Regions from separate parts of the Homo sapiens genome. Here region 1 is linked to region 2. A link is an interaction called in ENCODE POLR2A ChIA-PET data of the cell type or tissue named here. Cell type or tissue: Panc1. All regions are shown on one strand. Links, peaks and the distances in the headings refer to the core of each region. The heading gives the core; the rest is flanking DNA.

Region 1 (9,375 bases), core at 848-8,847, 470 kb after region 2:
CAAAGTGCTGGGATTACAGGCCTGAGCCACCGTGCCTGGCCTCCTTTTTTCTGTTTTCATAATTGCCATCCTAATGGGTGGAAATGGTGTCTCATGTGGTTTTGTTCTCTTCTCTTCTGAAGTTTCAGAATTGTTTTCAAAAAGCCATTCATGAGCTCCCTACATGGTTCACCTGGACTGTGCCCCTCCTATAGTCCTGAGTTCTTCTTCCATCAAACCTATGTATGGAACTACCCGTTTTCTTTTTTCTTTTTTTTTTTTTTTGAGATGGAGTCTGATCTGTTGCCCATGCTGGAGTGCAGTGGTGCAATCTTGGCCCACTGCAGCCTATGCCTCCTGGGTTCAAGTGTTTCTCCTGCTTCAGCCTCCTGAGTAGCTGCGATTACAGGTGCACATCACCATGCCTGGTTAAGTTTTATATTTTTAGTAGAGACGGGGTTTCATCATATTGGGCAGGCTGGTCTCGAACTACTGACTTCAGGTGATCCGCCTGCCTTGGCCTCCCAAAGTGTTAGGATTACAGGCTCATCCTTGTAGCTCTAGTGTCTTGCAAGATACCTGGCCACCTACACAGTAGATGCCACCAAAGGACTGCATTCAAAATAACCACTTGAAGACCCTGACTTCAGAACATGCTGCTCATTTTCCCAGGAAGCCAAACCCCTACTCTCAGTGGTCTGTACGCATCTTCAGTCAGTGGGAAGCGGTGGTAATATACCCATAACTGTAAAATGAGAGAGACCGACTTCCTTGATCTTCAGTGGGGATTTTTGAAAATGGTTGATTGCACTCAAAGCAGAATTTGTATTTTGCTTCATTGGGTCACCTTGGGCAACAATTTCATTTCTGTAGAAAATTAATTTTGGAGGAAGCTGCATGTGCCAGGGGAGCCCTGGGTCCATCCTTTTGATGGTGAGGGGAAGTCCAGTTCCTCACTCGCCCATCCCTGCTTTCGGTTCCCTGTTGGTGATTTTCTTTTGTATTCATGCACGTGCCAATCAGCTGCTTTTGGTAAGGGAAGCCTTGGAAGGATGTCTGCTAAAGGTGCAGAGAAAATGCAGAGCTCCATTCAAGGTGAAAAAAGTGGTTGACAACTGGCAGAAAGAAGCTGGCTTTAGGGAGGAAGTCAGAAGCCAGGGTGCTGTACCCGTTGGGCTGTGTGTTATCCTGGGTCACTGGATCATGGGCATGTCCACAGGGTCCCTCAGGGGTGGGTTCTTGACACCCAGGGTGGCATGGACTTGGGCCAGTGGCTATTTACTAAGGGGTATGAATGTGTCTCAGCATGTTAAGATCTAGTGGAGCTGGACTGATACCTATTGGCCGAATGTGACCTCTGCCTGTTTCAAAGGTGTTTAATCCTGATGTCTCATAAATTAAGACTCAGGCTTGTAATCCCAGCACTTTGGGAGGCCGAGGTGGGTGGATCACTTGAGGTCTGGAGTTCGAGACCAGCCTGGCCAACATGGTGAAACCCTGTCTCCATTAAAAATACAAAAATTAGCTGGGCATGGTGGTAGGCACCTGTAATTCCAGCTACTTGGGAGGCTGAGGCAGGAGAATTCCTTGAATCCAGGAGGCGGAGGATTCAGTGAGCCGAGACCGTGCCCTGGCACTCCAGCCTGGGCGACAGAGCAAGACTCCACCTCAAAAAAAAAAAGGTAAAAAAGACTCAGTTTGGCCTCTGAGTTGTCAGTTTTTAGATCACAGTTATCCAGCCTGAGTTCCGTGGGTCCTTTGCTTTGCTCCTTTCAGAATGTAAATGACTCTTCAGCTCATGATGGCGTATGCCCCTAAAAGGAAGTGAGATACAAGCTTTAGAAGTCCGTCTTAGAAATTTCCCTTTTTTTTTTTTTTTTTTTTAAATAAGAGACAGGGTCTTGCTCTGTTGCCAGGCTAGAGTGCAGTGGTGCAATCATGGCTCTCTGCAGCCTTGAACTTCCTGGCTCAAGCGATCCTCCTACTTCGGCCTCTCAAGTAGCTGGGACTGCACATGCACGCCACCATGCCTGGTTAATTTATTTCCTACTCTTTAATAAAGGAGGTGGTATGCTGTAAACTCTTGTAGGATGTGGGTGTATTATGCTGAGCCCTGGTTCTGGAAGGCACTCTTGCGGCTAGATGGAAGTTGGTAGAGTGACAGAGCTCAGCCCCTTGTTGGCACTCTGCTCTGCCAATCCATTTGTGCCTTGTGGTCAGGCTGGTTCAGTTTGGGATGTGACAGATTTGGGAGCACTTGTATTCACTGAGTTCTCAGGCTGGCACATGAGTGAACTTGGTTTACCTTTGTTCCTGGCATGGCTGATACCATGTGTGGCTGATTCTGTTAGAGTGTGCCCTCACATTCATCCCTCTGTCTTCTTTGGCTTTGATAGAACCCAGATTTTGCTTGAGGCTGTGGTATGTAGTCCTTTATCTCGGTGAGGGATTAAGCCAGTTTTGAGTTTTGTTCTTTGCTTTCTCTGCTCCCTTGTGATTTTCTGGGATTACTTGTTCTTTCCTGGTAAAAGGGGTGATAAAGCTGGCTTCATCCCGTTCCCTTTCTTCCTGCTCAATTGTAAATGAGATGTCCAGAGTTAGGACAGTCCTCTGGGACAGCGAGTTCAAAAGGTTGGAGATTTTGGCCTGACATAGCCTTTGTATCTATCACTGGCCTATTTCCAGACTAGCCCAGCTCCGTGGGGTTGGATTTTCTTTGTGTGTGGGTTTTTTTCTTTTTGTTTTGTTTTTAGAGACAGGGCCTTGCTCTGTTAACTAGGCTGGAGTGCAGTGGTGCAATCATAGCTCACTACAGCCTCAAACTCCTGGGGTCCAGCCATCTTCCTGCTTCCGCCTCCCAAGTAGCTGGGACGACAGGTGTGTGCCGCCACACTCGGCTCCTTGTAGTTGGGTTTTCTGTTTCCTTTTTTTAGAGATGGGTTCTTACTATGTTGCCCAGGCTGGTCTTGGGTTTTCTGTGTTTTTCTTTCTTTCTTTTTTTTTTTTTTTTTTGAGACAGAGTCTTGCTCTGTTGCCCAGGCTGGAGTGCAGTGGCACCATCTCGGCTCACTGCCAGCTCCGCCTCCCGGATTCACGCCATTCTTCTGCCTCTGCCTCCCAAGTAGCTGGGACTACAGGTGCCCGCCACCACGCCCAGCTAATTTTTTGTATTTTTAGTAGAGATGGGGTTTCACCGTGTTAGCCAGGATGGTCTCGATCTCCTGACCTCGTGATCCACCTGCCTCGGCCTCCCAAAGTGCTGGGATTACAGGCGTGAGCCACCGCGCCCAGCGGGTTTTCTGTTTTTGTTTTTGTTGTTGTTGTTGTTGAGCAATGCTTTGTTTGTTTTGGGGCAGTGTTGTCACATTGATGAGACACCCCTCACCCCGCATGGCTGTGGAGCACAGGTGTTGCTCAGCACCTGGTGTGTTCTTGGTCTTCTATAGATGATTGTCAGATGACTGAAGAACATGCCCTGTCTCACTGCGTTATTTCCTGTGGTTGCAAATGATAGAAAATTCTTTAGATTGATTTAAGAAAAAAAAGATGAAGGACATTTATTTATTGACTCAAGTAATTAAGAAATCATCTTGGAGTTGAGCTGGATTAAGGGGGTCTGCCTTCTCCCAAATCTGTCTCCATCTGTCGTCCCTCACCACCGCTTCTCTGTGGTTGGGTGTCTTTCCGGGTGGGGTCTCGCTACATTATGGGGTGGAAAATGGCCCCAAGTAGCTCCAGGTTTCCAGGATGATGAGAGATCCTACTTCTAGAACGGGGTCGGCACACTCCCTCCTTACGGGTCATATTATAGGGTTTGTGAGCCATGCGATCTCTATCGCAGTGACTCAGCTCTGCCACTGGAGCAGAAACTCAGCCACAGACCATATGGGAGCAAATGGGTGTGGCTGCGTTCCAGGAACACCATGCTTATAAAAACAGTTTGGAGGCCAAATTTGACTCCCAGGCCATTGTTTGCTGACCTCAGCTCCTGGAGGAGACAAGGCCTCTTTTCTGGTGGCTCTGGTAGAACTTGTGCGAAGAGACCCTGTGGTCCAGGGCTGAGACTGGGGTGAGGTTAGTGAGACACTCACTTTGGCCACAAAATTGAAGGCGGTACCAAAAAACTTATCAATCAAGATAAATACTATTTTTATGTAATATTAAAAAAAACGAAAGTTGCATATGCCATGGTTCCGGCCAGTTAATTGCCTGCCCTGGGTTAGCTGTCCACCCCTGCAGTAGGGGGAGGTTAGGATAGTGCTGAAGGATCCCAGTGGAATGTGTTTCCCGTAGGAAAGCGGGGTGCTCTTACTAGAAGAAAGGGAAAGGGACCAGGCTCAGTGGTTTACGCCTGTAATCCCAGTGCTTTGGGAGGCCGATGCTGGATGATCATTTGATTCTAGGAGTTCAAGACCAGCTTGAGTAACATAGTAAGACCCTCGTCTCTACAGAAAAAAAAAAAAAATTAGCCGTGTATGGTGGTGTACACCTGTAGTCCCAGCTACTCATGAGCCTGAGATGGGAAGATCGCTTGAGCCCAGGAGTTCAAGACTGCAGTAAACTATGATTGTGCCACTGTGCTCTAGCCTGGGCGACAGAGTGAGACCTTGTCCCCACCCCGCCCCTCAAAAACAAAACAAAACAAAACAAAACAAAAAAAACCCCAAACAAGGAAAAGGAATGCTGTTTGGTGCACGTGTAGTAGTGATATTAATAGCTGGTTTTCATTGAGCACCAATTATATGCCAGGTATGTTAATAACTATGGCTAACATTTATTCACTGCATTTATTGGATACACTTTACATGTATTCCTATTTCTCATTTTTCCCTCATAGCAATCCATACACGTAGGTACTGTTCTCCCCACTGTACAGATGAAGAAAGTAGAGGACAAAATAAGTTTCCCAAGGTCACACAGTGCCTGAACTAGAATTTGGGACAAGGTTTTTGTCTTCCTTGTGGTCCCCAAGTCTTGGGCATCGGTGATAGTTAAGGCTTGATAGAAACTTTCCCAAAAGCCTGGTGCTGTTAGTGTCCTCTGTTAACAGGTGCCCCGGGGCAGCTCTTCTCAACACCCCTTCCTGGCACTTGTTCTTGTTGGCATTCGGCTTTCAGGTGTTTGGAGAACCAGAAGCCCTTGCCCGCTTTTTGACTTAACCCCATGTTTCAAAGCAGATCAGTGTATATCCCTAAATTAAATTACGGACACCGCAGGCGCTAATTGGCAGGTGAGCTGCGCTTTAAATAGACCACATTAATTCTGGCAGTGGAAGCGGAACCCTGCTGGGATAATTCTTATCATCATCAGCATCACCCTGACTAGCTTTAAAAGGATTCTGTAGCAGTAAGCAATTTGCAGAATTGAAAGGTGAAAACACACTTTAAAGCGTTCATGTAGATTCAAGGTCGGAGGGAGGTGACTGCATTTTTCAAGACAGGCTGCAGGTGAGAGTCACTTGACTGGAAATGTGATGGACGTACCGACAATGGTCTGGGGTATTTCGAAATACGTTGTTGGCCAGCTGGCCCAGGGTGTTGTTGTCGCCAGATTCCCCGTCCTGGTTTCTTGAGTGAGGCGGAGAATGGAAGGAAGGCTGTTTTGTACAGTTGTGTGGAGTAGACTGATCGGATGAGCTTGGGAAGTGGATTACTTTGACATTTAGGGATTGAGACACAAGATAGTCTCGAGGGACCTGCCCTCTTGCTGGTTTTTGTTATTCCTGGGAAGTTTATTCTAAATGATCCCAGTGATTGGCTTGATCCACAAATACTTATGCACACTCATACAGATGTATACATTTAGATGCTGCTAACACAAAAAGGAACCCACGCGAATGCCCTCTGCTATGAAGGGAATTAATTATTAAGCAAATGCTGATTGGTCATCATGGACTGGGCACTGTGCTCGGTGCTTTCCTTCCCTTTCTAGTTACCCCAGTAACCCTGGGCGATTCTGCACTTTTGTGTTGATTTTATGGGAGAGGATTTTCAGGCTTAGCATGGTTGAGTGACTTGCTCAAGGTCATTTGGTTGAATGGACTTTTTCTCTGTTGTCCTGCCTGCTAGACTGGAAGCCCCTTAGGGACGAGTTCTTGTTGTCTCTAGCTGGTGACACATAGCCTAGTTCGGTTCACAGCTCCCAGGAAGAATGCAGTGGATCCTAGTGAAGTTGAATTGAAACATTAGAGTGAATTTAACTAGCCTGCCATGCAGTTTCTGGAGATGGGTGTACTTGCCTCCTTCTGGAAGGCAGGTTCAAAGCCTTTGTCACATTTCAGAGGGGACTGTGAGCCTGTTTAGGTCCTAGATTGGAAGCCAGGTCTGACTGTAAAGACTCAGCTTCCCCTACTTGGAATATTAAACAGTTGTGAACGTGATCATTTTGAAGAAGGCCAAGTCCCCTCATTTTGCAGGGCAGTGTGATTTAGTGGTTTGCAGTGAGCTCTGGGGTCCCTTTCTGCCATACTGTTTACTAACTGTGTTGCTGGGCGAGTCGCTTCACTTGTCCTGGCTTCAGACCTTGTCTTTCACATGGCGATGGCCTTGGTTGTGATGATGTCAGATGTAAAGTGTTTACTGCAATAGCTGGTGCATAGTTAATGCTCAGTAAATAGTAGTTGCTGTTGCTGCTGTTATTATTACTGCCAGCATGAAAAAATGTTAAAGAGGCAATGTTAAGTGAAGAAAATTGATCACAAAATTATGTATACACTAGCATTACAACTATGAAAATATCTGGGGTTGGGCATGGTGGCTCCCGACTGTAATCCTAGCATTTTGGGAATCTCAGGCAAGAGGATCGCTTGAAGCCAGGAGTTTGGTACCAGCCTGCCAGCCTGCACAACATAGCAGAACCTCATCTCTACAAATAAATAAAAATTAAAAAGTTAGCTGGGCATGGGGGTGCGTGCCTGTGTCTCAGCTACTCGGGAGGCTGAGACAGGAGGATCACTTGAGCCCAGGACGTTGAGGCTGCAGTGAGCTGTCCAGCCTGGGTGACAGAGGGAGAGGCCCTGTCTCAAAAATAAATAAATAATAATTAATTTAAAATGTATATAACAAATTTTAAAAATCTGTGTACATGTGGATAAAAAGTAGTGGGATGTGAGGAGATACAAGTAGTTGTAGGAATGACTGTCTTATGGATAAAAACAAACTTTCTTAGGTTTCCCATAACGCCTTAAATCTGTTCCTATCCTCAGACTGAGTAATTCGACATGTGGAAATCTTTCGTAAGGAACTAGGAATGAGGACAATTATTTATGTATAGGGGTGTTCTTTACTGTACAGAGGGAAAGTTGGCCATGTGCCATGCCCTTAGTAGTAGGGAAATAGTTATGTTTTACTGGAAAGCCATCAAAAATCATCTTTGAAAGACTTTTAATTGTAATAGGAAAATGTTCATGCTCTAGACAAGAAAATAAATGAATCAGGATACAAAATTACACATATAAATATGTATGCATATACACTCATACAATATGATGTGGTTTTATTTATTTATTTTTTGAGACAGAGTGGAGTGTTGTGGCGTGATCTCGGCTCTCTGCAACCTCCGTCTCCTGGGTTCAAGCGATTCTCCTGCCTCAGCCTCCCAAGTAGCTGGGACTACAGGCGTGCGCCACCACACCCAGCTTTTTTGTATTTTTAGTAGAGACAGGGTTTCACCATTTTGGCCAGGATGGTCATCTCTTGACCTCGTGATCTGCCTGCCTTGGCCTCCCAAAGTGCTTGGATTACAGGGGTGAGCTACCGCGCCATCCTGTTTTTTTTGTTTTGTTTTTTTTGAGATAGAGTTTTGCTCTGTCGCCCAGGCTGGAGTACAGTGGTGCGATCTTGGCTCATTGCACCTTCTGCCTACCGGGTTCAAATGATTCTCCTGCCTCAGCCTCCCGTGTAGCTGGGATTACAGGTGCCTGCCACCATGCCTGGCTCATTATTGTATTTTTAGTAGAGATGGGGTTTCAGCATGTTGGCCAGGCTGATCTCGAACCCCTGACCTCAGATGATCCGCTCGCATCGGCCTCCCGGAGTGCTGAGATTACAGATATGGGCCACCGTGCCTGGCCTGATGTGTTCTTTTCTTCTGGCTGCTGTAACAAATTAATACACAGTTGTTGGCTTTTAAACACTATAATTTATTCTCCCACAGTTCTGGAGGTCAGAAGTCCCCAATCAGTTTCACTGGGCTAAAGTCAAGGTGACAGCAGGGCTGCTTCCTTCCAGAGGCTTCAGGGCTGAATCCGTTTCTGGCCCTTCCAGAGTCTGCTCGCTGCCCACCTTCCTTGGCTATGGCTGCCCCATTCTAGTCTTTGCTTCTCTGGCCACATCATGTCCTCCTCTTCTGTGTCAAGTTTCTCTCTGCCTGCCTCTTATGAAGATCTTGTGATTACGTCAGCCTCGCAGGGATTATGCAAGATAACCTCCCAATTTCCAGATCCTAACACAGTTGCATAGACTCTTTTACTATATAAGGTAATATTCAGAGAATTCTGGAGCTTAGGACGTCGATATGTTTGAGGATTATAATTCAGCCTACAGCAAATGTTGATTTTTTTATAAAAAAGAAAAGTGCAGTAAAAAAGACTGAAAACTCTTGAAAATGTCAATATTGGTCTTTTCTGGATGAGAGGTTTTAGAGTCATTTTTATTTTTGATATACTCTTCTGTATCTCCCACCTTTTTTTCTTATTTCATTATTGTTTTTGAGGCTGAGTCTTGTTCTGCCACCAGGCCGGAGTGCAGTGGTGCAATCTCAGCTCACTGCAACCTCCGCCTCCTGGGTTTAAGTGATTCTCCTGCCTCAGCCTGCCCGGTAGGTGGGATTACAGGTGTGCGCCACCATACCCAGCTAATTTTTGCATTTTTAGTAGAGATGGGGTTTTACTGTGTTGGCCAGGCTGGTCTTGAACTCCTAGCCTCAAGTGATCCACCACATCAGCCTCCCAAGTGCTGGGATTACAGGCATGAGCCACCGTTCCCAGCTTCAATTTTTATTTTAGATTCAGCGGGTACATGTGCAGGTTTGTTACCTGGGTACATTGCGTGATGCCGAGGTTTAGGGCACGATTGAACCCATCTCCCAGGCAGTGAACATAGTACCTGGTAGGTAGTTTTTCCGTCTGTGCTCTCCTCCCTCTCTACTCTCTCTAGCAGCCCCCAGTGTCTGTTGTTTGCCATCTTTATGTCTGTGTGTACCCAGGGTTGAGCTTCCATTTATAAGTGAGACTATCCAATATTTCGTTTTCTATTTCTGTGTAATTCGCTTAGGATAATGGCCTCCAGTCATCCATGTTGCTGCATAGGACACAATTTTGTTCTTTTTCATGGCTGCATAGTATTCCATTGTGTAAATGTACCACATTTTGTTTATCCAGTCCACTATTGATGGGTA
Region 2 (9,375 bases), core at 668-8,667:
AACTCATGTTTGTTTGCTGTATTTGTCATAAAGCAGTTTTCTTCACTTGTCTGTCTTCCTATCTGGTCATAGACCCCATAAGAGCAGGAACTGACACTAAAATCTGCATCCCAGCACCTAGAAAGAGGGCCAAAACATTATGGGTGCTTCATAGGGTGACCCAATGTCCCAGTCTCCCTTGGACAGAGGGGTTTTTCCCTGGATGCAGGACTTTTGGTGCTAAATCTAGGAAAGTCTCAGGCAAACTGGGACAAGTTGGTCACTCTGGTACTTCAACAGTTTGTAGAAAGCAATACCTAGGTATGAAAACAGGACACCAAGATCCATCTGGAAAGGCATGAAGATTTGGGAGCAGGCCAGACGTGGTGGCTCATGCCTGAAATCCCAACACTTTGGGAGGCCAAGGCAGAAGGATCGCTTGAGCCTAGAAGTTCGAGACCGGCCCGGGCAACATAGTGAGATGCCATCTCTACTAACAATCAAACAAATCAGCTGGGCGTGATGGCACATGTCTATAGTCCCAGCTACTCGGAGGCTGAGATAGGAGGATCCCTCGATCACTTGAGCCCAGGAGGTTGAGGCTGCAGTAAGCTATAATAGTGCCACTGCAATTCAGCCTGGGCAGGGGTAGGGGGGCGCATGGACAGAGGAAGACTCTACCTTGGGTTAAAAAAAAAAAAAGATTTAGGAGTAGACATGAAACAGCAGGAAGGGCTTACTCCAATAGCTCTAACATAGAATCTGAGAAAACGACATTTGTAAAGGAAGATGTTTATGTAATGACAAGCCTCCATATAGATGGTCTCACAGTTCAGCTCAAGGTAACACGAGGATTTATGGTGCAGATGCCAGCACATCACCAAATATGCTCAAGAACTGGAATCCGTGAATTGAGCCTGGAGTCCTTCATTTCCTCCGGGATTCCTGGGGGCAGTGTATTGTTTCTCAACAGGGCACCCTAGGATGTCCAGGCAGGAGGAGATCAAGTCGGGATAAAACATGGGTGGACAGGCTGGGCGCAGTGGCTCACGCCTGTAATCCCAGCACTTTGGGAGGCCGAGGCAGGCGGATTACCTGAGGTCAGGAGTTTGAGACCAGCCTGGCCAACATGGCAAAACCTCGTCTCTACTAAAAGTACAAAAATTAGCCAGGCGTGGTGGCACACGCCTGTAATCCTAGCTACTCGGGAGGCTGAGGCAGGAGAATTGCTTGAGCCCAGGAGATGGAGATTGCAGTGAGCTGAGATCGTGCCACTGCACTCCAGCCTGGGCAACAGAGCAAGACTCCGTCTGGAAAAAAAAAAAAACACAAAACAAAACAAAACAACAACAAAAACATGGGTGGACAGAGGTTGAAAGGGAAGTGTGGGGGAGTGTACACATGGACAAAATGAAGTCAGAAAGAAAAGCTGCCGCAGTCTCCAAACCTCAAGACTGGTTGGTTCATTTTTTTCTCCTTGGTGGAAGTTTATGGCACTGCTAAAATCATCACTCAGCGGAGGAGACCCCTTGTTTGGGCCAGCATCCATTCCAGTTCTGATTCCAGCTATGGAAAGATGTCAAGAGGGTAGTTCCAGGCCGGGCATGGTGGCTCACGCCTGTAATCCCAGCATTTTGGGAGGCCGAGGTGGGCGGATCACTGGAGGTCAGGAGTTCAAGACCAGCCTAGCCAACATGGTGAAACCCGGCTCTAATAAATACACAAAAATTAGCCAGGCGTGGTGACGCAGCCCTGTAATCCCAGCTATGTGGGTGACTGAGGCAGGAGAAGTGCTTCAACCCAGGAGGCGGAGGTTGCAGTGAGCTGAGATCATGCCACTGTGCTCCAGCCTGGGCAACAGAGCGAGACTCTGTCTCAAAAAATAAAGACGGTAGTTCCAGCAGGGCACAGTGACTCACACCTGTAATCCCAGCACTTTGGAAGCCCAAGGCGGGAGGATGGCATGAGCCCAGGAGTTCGAGACCAGCCTGGGCAACACAATGAGACCCCATCTCTACAAAAAAGACAAAAATTAGCCAGGAGTGGTGGTATGCACCTGCAGTCCAAGCTACTTAAGAAGCTCAGTGGGGAGGATCACCTGAGCCTGGGAGGCAGCGGTTGCAGTGAGCCATGTTTGCACTACTGCACTCCAGCCTGGGCAACAGAGCAAGACCCTGTCTCGAAAAAAAAAAAAAAAGAAAAGAGAGAGGGTAGTTCTTACCACTGTATTATCCATTCAGAACCTTGAGTCATGAGCAGGCTCCCCAATGTCCCCACCCCATCAAATTCAGAAATACTTGTCACTCCACGCTCATCACCTGGTCCTTGGGGTAGCCCTAAAGCCACTTGTTCAATGGGGACAAGGTGTCATCCGTTCCCCAGAAATGACACTGGCTTTCTTCATGGGTATCAAGCAGATTCTGAGTCTCTAACTTGCTGGTACCCAAAGATGTCACAACGTCAACAGTTCCAGCCAACAGGTGTGGAGAAGAAAGGGGACATCGAGTTGCTACCGTGTAAGTGCTCCACCTTCAGTGCTTGCTTGTGACACTGAAGGTACACCCTTGTTTTTTTTTGTTTTTTTTTTTTTTGAGATAGAGTCTCATTCTGTTGCCCAGGCTGGAATGCAGTGCCACGACCTCGGCTCACTGCAACCTCCACCTCCCGGGTTCAAGCGATTCTCTCACGTCAGCTTCCTGAGTAGCTGGGACTACAGGCATGCGCCACCAAGCCCAGCTAATTTTTGTATTTTTAGGAGGGACAGGGTTTCACCATATTGGCCAACCTGGTCTCCAACTCCTGACCTCAAGTGATCCACCCGCTTCAGCCTCCCAAAGTGCTGGAATTACAGGCATGAGCCACTGTGTTCAGCCTGACACCACTGTCAAAGGAGTCTCAGGGCCTTTCTCCTCCCTGACCCCATCCCTCTCTGGTGAAATGGCCAACAGGCAGACAGAGCCCAAAAGGGAAGGACGAGTAGGACGGATAGTGTCCAAGGCTGAGAACTGCCCTTGAGCAGCTGAACAGGACGCGGGGGCTTCCGAGCAGAATCCCATCAGAAATTGGCCTGGTGGGAAAACTGAGGCCACTAAGCTCAGAGATGATACAGGCTGGACATCTCTGCCTGGTGCCCAAGATAAATTTCTGTTTTTGAGAAGGAATCTCACTCTATTGCACAGGCTGGAGTACAGTGGCACCTGCATAGCTCACCACAGGCTCCAACTCCTGGGCCCAAGTGATCCTCCCACCTCAGCCTCCCAAGTACCTGGGATTACAGGCACATGCCACCATGCCTGGCTAATTTTTAATTTTTTTTGTAGGGATGAGGTCTCGCCATGTTGCCCAGGCTGGTCTCGAACTCCTGGCCTCAAGTGATCCTCTTGCCTTGGCCTCTCAAAGTGCTGGGATTAAATCAAGATAACTTAACATGTGGAAATTTCAGAAACACCTCTGTGTGTCCCCCTGTTATTTACAAGAGTCACAGATTCACTCATAGCTCAGGGAGAGTAGGAATGGCGTGGACTACGGCCTGGTCAACTGAACACCCAACTGTTACTCAGAGTGAAGAGAAGACACAGATGATGGTGAACAGGCAGGGCATGAAGAGGGAAATAAAAAGGGCTAAAAGAAAGGTAAGACAATGGGGCCAAGCGTGGTGGCTCACGCCTGTAATCCCAGCACTTTGGGAGACAGAGGCAGGTGGATCACTTGAGGTCAGAAGTTCAAGACCAGCCTGGCCAACATGGCAAAACTCTTGTCTTTACTAAAAATATAAAAATTAGCCAGGTGTGGTGGTGCTTGAATGTAATTCCAGCTACTTGGGAGGCTGAGGCAGAATTGCTTGAACCTGGGAAGCGGAGATTGCAGTGAGACGAGACGCACTGCTGCACTCCCGCCTGGGCCACAGAGCGAGACTTTGCCTCAAAAAAAAAAAAAAAGTTAAAATGGCAGAATTTTAAGGCAGGTCAAACCTTTAAGAGCAGAAACTCTAAGACCCAGGCTCCTTGGTTCAAATCCCAACTCTGCCACTTCTACGGTGTGCAAATGGGGGTGAGTTGCCAAATTTCTCTCAGGTTTCCTCATCTGGAAAATGGGCCAACAGTAGTACTTACACTTCAGAGGGCTGCTGTGAGAATGTAGTGAGCAAAATACACCGGAACATTGGGTAAGCAGGTTACTATTATATCAACACACAGCTGTCATTACAGAGGAGAGTAAAACCCAGGGAGGGGGTGACTTTCCCACAGTCACACGGGGGCTTCACTGTGAGAGGCAGGAGGACCCAGGCACAGACCTCATCCCGCCACAGGGACCTGTTCTGTACCCAGTACCTCCACGGCTTCACAGGTAGACATTCACTTGTTTGGCTAAATCCCCTACAGTCTGACCTTCCCACCCCTACCCGCAGTGTGGGCGACAGAATAATGCTCCCCAAAATTGTTCACAGCCTAATCCCTGGAAGCTCTGAATATGTGACCTTAAGTGGTAAAGACAGACTTTGTGTATGTGATTAAGAATCTTGAGATGAGGGGGTTATTCTGGATTAACCAGGTAGGCCCGGTGTAATCACAAAGGTCCTTATAAGAGAAAGGTAGAGGAGTTCGAGACCAGCCCTGGCCACATAGAGAGACCTCATCACTACAAAAATTACAAAAATTATCAAGGTGTGATAGCGCACATGTATCATCCCAGCTACTTGGGAGGCTGAGGTAGAAGGAGGTTGGGGGGTGGGGTCTAGGGGGTTGAGGCTGCAGTGAGCCACAGCTGCACCACTACACTCCAGCCTGGGCAACAGAGCAAGACCTCTGTTGGGTTTAAATGTAGAAAAAGGAAGCTGTTGGCTTTGAAGGGGGAGGAAGGAGCCATAAATTAAGAAATGCAGGCGGCCTCTGGAAGCTGGGAAAGGCAAGACCATGGATTTTCCCCAGGAGCCTCCAGGAGCACAGTCCAGCTGACACTGCTATTTTTTGTGTGTTGTTGAGTCCAAGTCTCACTCTGTCGCCCAGGCTGGAGTGTAGTAGTGCGATCTCAGCTCACTGCAACCTCCGCCTCCCAGGTTCAAGCGATTCTCCTGCCCCAGCCTTCTGAGTAGCTGGGATTACAGGCACCCAACACCATGCCTGGCTAATTTTTGTATTTTAGTAGAGATGGAGTTTCACTATGATGGCCAGGCTGGTCTCAAACTCTTAACCTCAGGTGATTCGCCTGCCTCGGCCTCCCAAAGTGGTGGGATTACAGGCGTGAGCCACTGCGCCCAGTCGACACATTGCATTTAATCTGAGGAAGCCCACTGCAGACTTCAGGCTCCAGAACTGGAAGATACTACATTCACGTTACCTAAGCCACTGAGTTCAGGGTAATGAGTTAGAAAACTCATCCATCCACCCTCATAGCTGGGTTGCCCAGATTCCCCACTGGCCCTGCAGATTCTCAATGGGCACTCTTCCCCCTCCCACAGCAGGGGGCACCAGGCAGAGGTCAGACCCCCTCAACCTCCCACCTGAACCCCCAGGCATCTGTCTGCCCGCCCTGGGCTCAGAAGCAGCCCTCCTCCTCTGGTTCAAACTTCAATCTGGTGAATGTGGCCATCTCTAGGTGGGAGTGGGCCCTGTGGTCTCTGGGAGGGACTGTGCTCAGACAATGTCCCCTCTTGCCAATCACGCCCTCTCGGCTGGCTCTTTTCCTGAGGTCTCCTAAATGGTTTAATCTTTCCAAGCACGGTGGCTCATGCCTGTAGTCCCAGCACTTTGGGAGGTGAGGTGGGGAGATCACTTGAATCCAGGAGTTCAAGACCAGCCTGAGCAAAATGGCAAAACTCTGTCTCTTTTTTTAATTAGCCAGGCGTGGTGGTGCGCACCTGTAGTCCCACCTACTCACAGGGCTGAGGTGGGAGAATCACTTGAGCCCAGGAGTTTGAGGCTGCAGTGAGCTGTGATCACGCCACTGCACTCCTGCCTGGGTGAAAGAGCAAGACCCTATCTCAAAATAAATAAATAAATAAACAAACAAACAAATAAACAGATCAAAACAAAATCCCCCTCCTGCCTTAGCCTGGGTCCTCAGCCCCTCCAGTGACCTGCCTCTCCTCCAAATCCACCTTCCACGTCAAGACACTCCTGTTCCCTTCCTGCTCCCCAGGTACGCAGGGTCTGCACGAAGCCCTTGTGGTTCCCCCCACCCCTCAACCTCAAACGCATCAAGCTGACCACAGCCCTCCCCTAGACAACACCCCGAGTCCTCATGCATGAAATGATGCTCCAGTCCTCCTCAAAAGCAGGGAGATGCAACTAAAACCACACAGAGACAGATGATCGGGCTGAATATCGTCAGCGAGAAGTCACATGACATCACACACCAGCGAGAAGTCACATGACATCACACACCTGCTGACGGGACATCACACACCTGCTGACGGGACATCACACACCGGCTGACTGACAGGATGAGGTGAGAAGGGCCTCTGTGGCCTTCCTCCCCTAAACCCGCAGCCCCACGTAGTCATGAGAAAACCGGCCACAGGGCATCAGGCCAGCACTCCTCAAAACTGTCAAAGTCACGGAAAACAGGAAAGTCCAAGAAACTGTCAGAGACCAGAGGACAATGAATAGAGAGGTGACAACTGAATACAACGTAGAACCCCGGCACAGAAAAGCCTTAGTTGGAAAAACTGGTGATGTCCAAATAAAGCCTGGAGTTTGGTAAACAGTAACGCAGCGGTGTCAGAGAAGCAGTTGTGGCCAGTGTCCCATAGGGAAGTAGATGCTGGGTGACAGTAAATGGGAGCTCTCTGTATTAATTGTACCAATTTTCTGCACATCTCAAGCTCTTTTTTTTTTTTTTGAGACAGGGTCTCACTCTGTCAACCAAGCTGGCATGCAGTGGCGCAATCTCAGCTCACTGCAACCTCCGCCTCCCAGGTTCAAGCAATTCTCATGCCTCAGCCCCCTGAGTAGCTGGGACTACAGGCGTGTGCCACCACGCCTGGCTAACTTTTTGTATTTTTGGTAGAGATGGGGTCTCACTATGTTGCCCAGGCTGGTCCCAAACTCCTGACCTCAAGCGATCCGCCTGCCTCGGCCTCCCAAAGGCCAGGGGTTACAGGAGTGAGCCACTGCACCCGGCCATAAAAGATTTTTTTTAAACCCCATAACCAATGCCATGATATCATGATATCATTTGTCACCCATCCACCAGGCAAAGAGCAAAATGTTGGTAACACACACAGAGAGCTAGCCTGGGTATCGATAAACTGAGGCTCCTGCAACAGAAACGGCCAACCAAATTTAACATGAACAAGTCCAGCAACTCTTCCTCCAGAAATGTGTGCTGGCAATAACCCCCACATGTGGCTGAAATGACAAAATGACAAGCACATGGGGTATTCACTACAGCGTTGCTGGTAACAGCAGAAGCCTAGTCCGCCAGCAAGGCAAGGGTACCAATCAGGGATGGTCCCTCCCCACAAGGTACTGAAACGAGGAAGAGTTTTATTTGGAGAAATGCAATCACCACCAAGATATACTATCATGTTTAATGAGGCAGGAGAGTGTTTGTAGTGTGCCACCATTTGTGTATGGTGAGAGAAGAAGATATCCTTTTTTTTTTTTTTTTTTTTTTAGGAGTCTTGCTCTGTTGCCCAGGTTGGAGTGCAGTGGCGCGATCTCGACTCACTGCAACCTCCACTTCTCAGGTTCAAGCACCTCTCCTACCTCAGCCTCCCAAATAGCTGGGATTACAGGCGCCCACCACCACACCCAGCTAATTTTTGTCTTTTTAGTAGAGATGGGGTTTCACCACGTTGGCCAGGCTGGTCTCAAACTCCTGACCTCAAGTGATCCTCCCGCCTCGGGCTCCCAAAGTGCTGGGATTACAGGCATGAGCCAAGGTGCCCGGCGTTTTTTTGGTTTTTTTTTTGTTGTTGTTTTTAAAGACAGGTTCTCACTGGGTTTTTTAAAGACAGGTTCTCACTGGGTTGCCCAGGCTGGAGTGCAGTGGCATGATCATAGCTCATTGCAGCCTGGAGCTCCCAGGCTCAAGCGATCCTCCTGCCTCAGCTTCCAGAGCAGCTAGAACTACAGGTGTGCACCACCACACCTAGCTAATTTTTTTATTTTTTGTAGAGACGGGGTCTCAGTATGTTGACCAAGCTTGTCTCAAACTCCTGGGCTAAAGCAATCCTCCCACCTTGGCCTCTCAAAGCGCTGGCATTACAGGCATGAGCCATCATGCCTGGCCTAGTATTTCTTTATATAATATGCAAAAAATGTCTCCAAAGGCATACATAAGAAACTTAACGGTCGGTGTTTGTCGGGAAGGGAACCAGGTGGACTAGGGGATGGGGTGTGACAAACACTGGTCACTTTTACACCCTTGCTGGTCTTTTGTATGTTAAGCCATAGTAATATTACATATTTACAAAATACATACTTTTTTAATTAAAAAAGAAAGTCTCCTCTGCAAACCTGTCTCTGCCCTCCCCAGGCCTCCATCCTGGGTCCTTCCCGCCTCTGGGTAAAGGTGATGTCATCACAGCCCTTTGTGTTCCTGCCCAGCACCTGGCCCTGGGACCTTCCCTGTTTGCAGAGTGATTAAAGCTTCTAATTATTTCTATTTGGTAAGAAGACGTTCCCTTTACCACTCCCACTATATCAACCCCAAAATTTGCACTAACAACATCCTATTTGTCAATATAAAGTTTTTTTTTTCTCTTTTTTGAGACAGAGTCTCATTCTGTGGCCCAGGCTGGAATGCAGTGGCGTGACCTTGGCTCACTGCAACCTCTGCCTCCCAGGTTCAAGCGATTCTCCTGCCTCAGCCTCCCAAATAGCTGGGATTACAGGTGCATGCCACCACGCTCAGCTCATTTTTTTATTTTTAGTAGAGACAGGGTTTCACCATGTTGGCCAGGCTGGTCTCGAACTCCTGACCTCAAGTGATCCGCCCACCTCGGCCTCCCAAAGTGCTGGCATTACAGGCGTGAGCCACTGCACCCGGCCTAAAGTTCTTTTTTTTTCATGTTGCACTATGATCCAGTTTTCCTCCAGGGGGTTCTAAACACCAATGGTGGACAAAGGATTGAGAGATGTGGACCCTCCCTTGCCGGCCTTATGGGACCCATATAGGGAGGCAAAGTCAACCAACAGGGGCAGATGTGGGAGAGATATGAAGGGGAGACTGGGTATAGTTTCTTTTTTTGTTTTGGGAGGGGTACGGTTCCTAGGAGCGAGTGGAGGATCTGGGGACAAGGGCAAGGGGGCAGATCTGGGTACAGCGGGGACAGACACCCAGAAGCCATGTACCTGTGTCCCGTGGGGCAGGTGAGTAGTGCGGGGCCAGGAAAGTGAGGTCGTGTTACAGGAGCCTTCACATCACAAGGTGGGCACCAGCGCCTGGGTT

Evidence for each region. ChIA-PET counts read pairs that join two places held together with the same protein. Peaks named below come from ENCODE experiments on the same cell type or tissue, not always from the same donor. Only the 100,000 strongest peaks of a DNase experiment are listed, where the experiment ranks them.
Region 1: POLR2A ChIA-PET joins it to region 2 with 7 read pairs; 2 of 35 experiments call an interaction of 5 or more read pairs at or near these places.

What each region holds. Positions count from the first base shown.
Region 1 is chr16:12,033,362-12,042,736 of GRCh38, forward strand. The region is part of intron 4 of SNX29 (sorting nexin 29); the gene reads left to right. Among named protein-coding and RNA genes, the nearest start is that of SNX29, 61 kb to the left of the region's middle. In Panc1, for the core only: no CTCF peak of the experiment used is centred there; a DNase peak (open chromatin) is centred at 3,860; H3K27ac peaks cover 1,295 bases.
Region 2 is chr16:11,566,128-11,575,502 of GRCh38, forward strand. The region is part of intron 1 of LITAF (lipopolysaccharide induced TNF factor); the gene reads right to left. Among named protein-coding and RNA genes, the nearest start is that of LITAF, 16 kb to the right of the region's middle. RefSeq lists enhancers at 5,858-6,795, 6,160-6,209, 6,220-6,269, 6,280-6,349 and silencers at 5,946-6,240, 6,537-6,779, 8,386-8,680. In Panc1, for the core only: no CTCF peak of the experiment used is centred there; no DNase peak of the experiment used is centred there.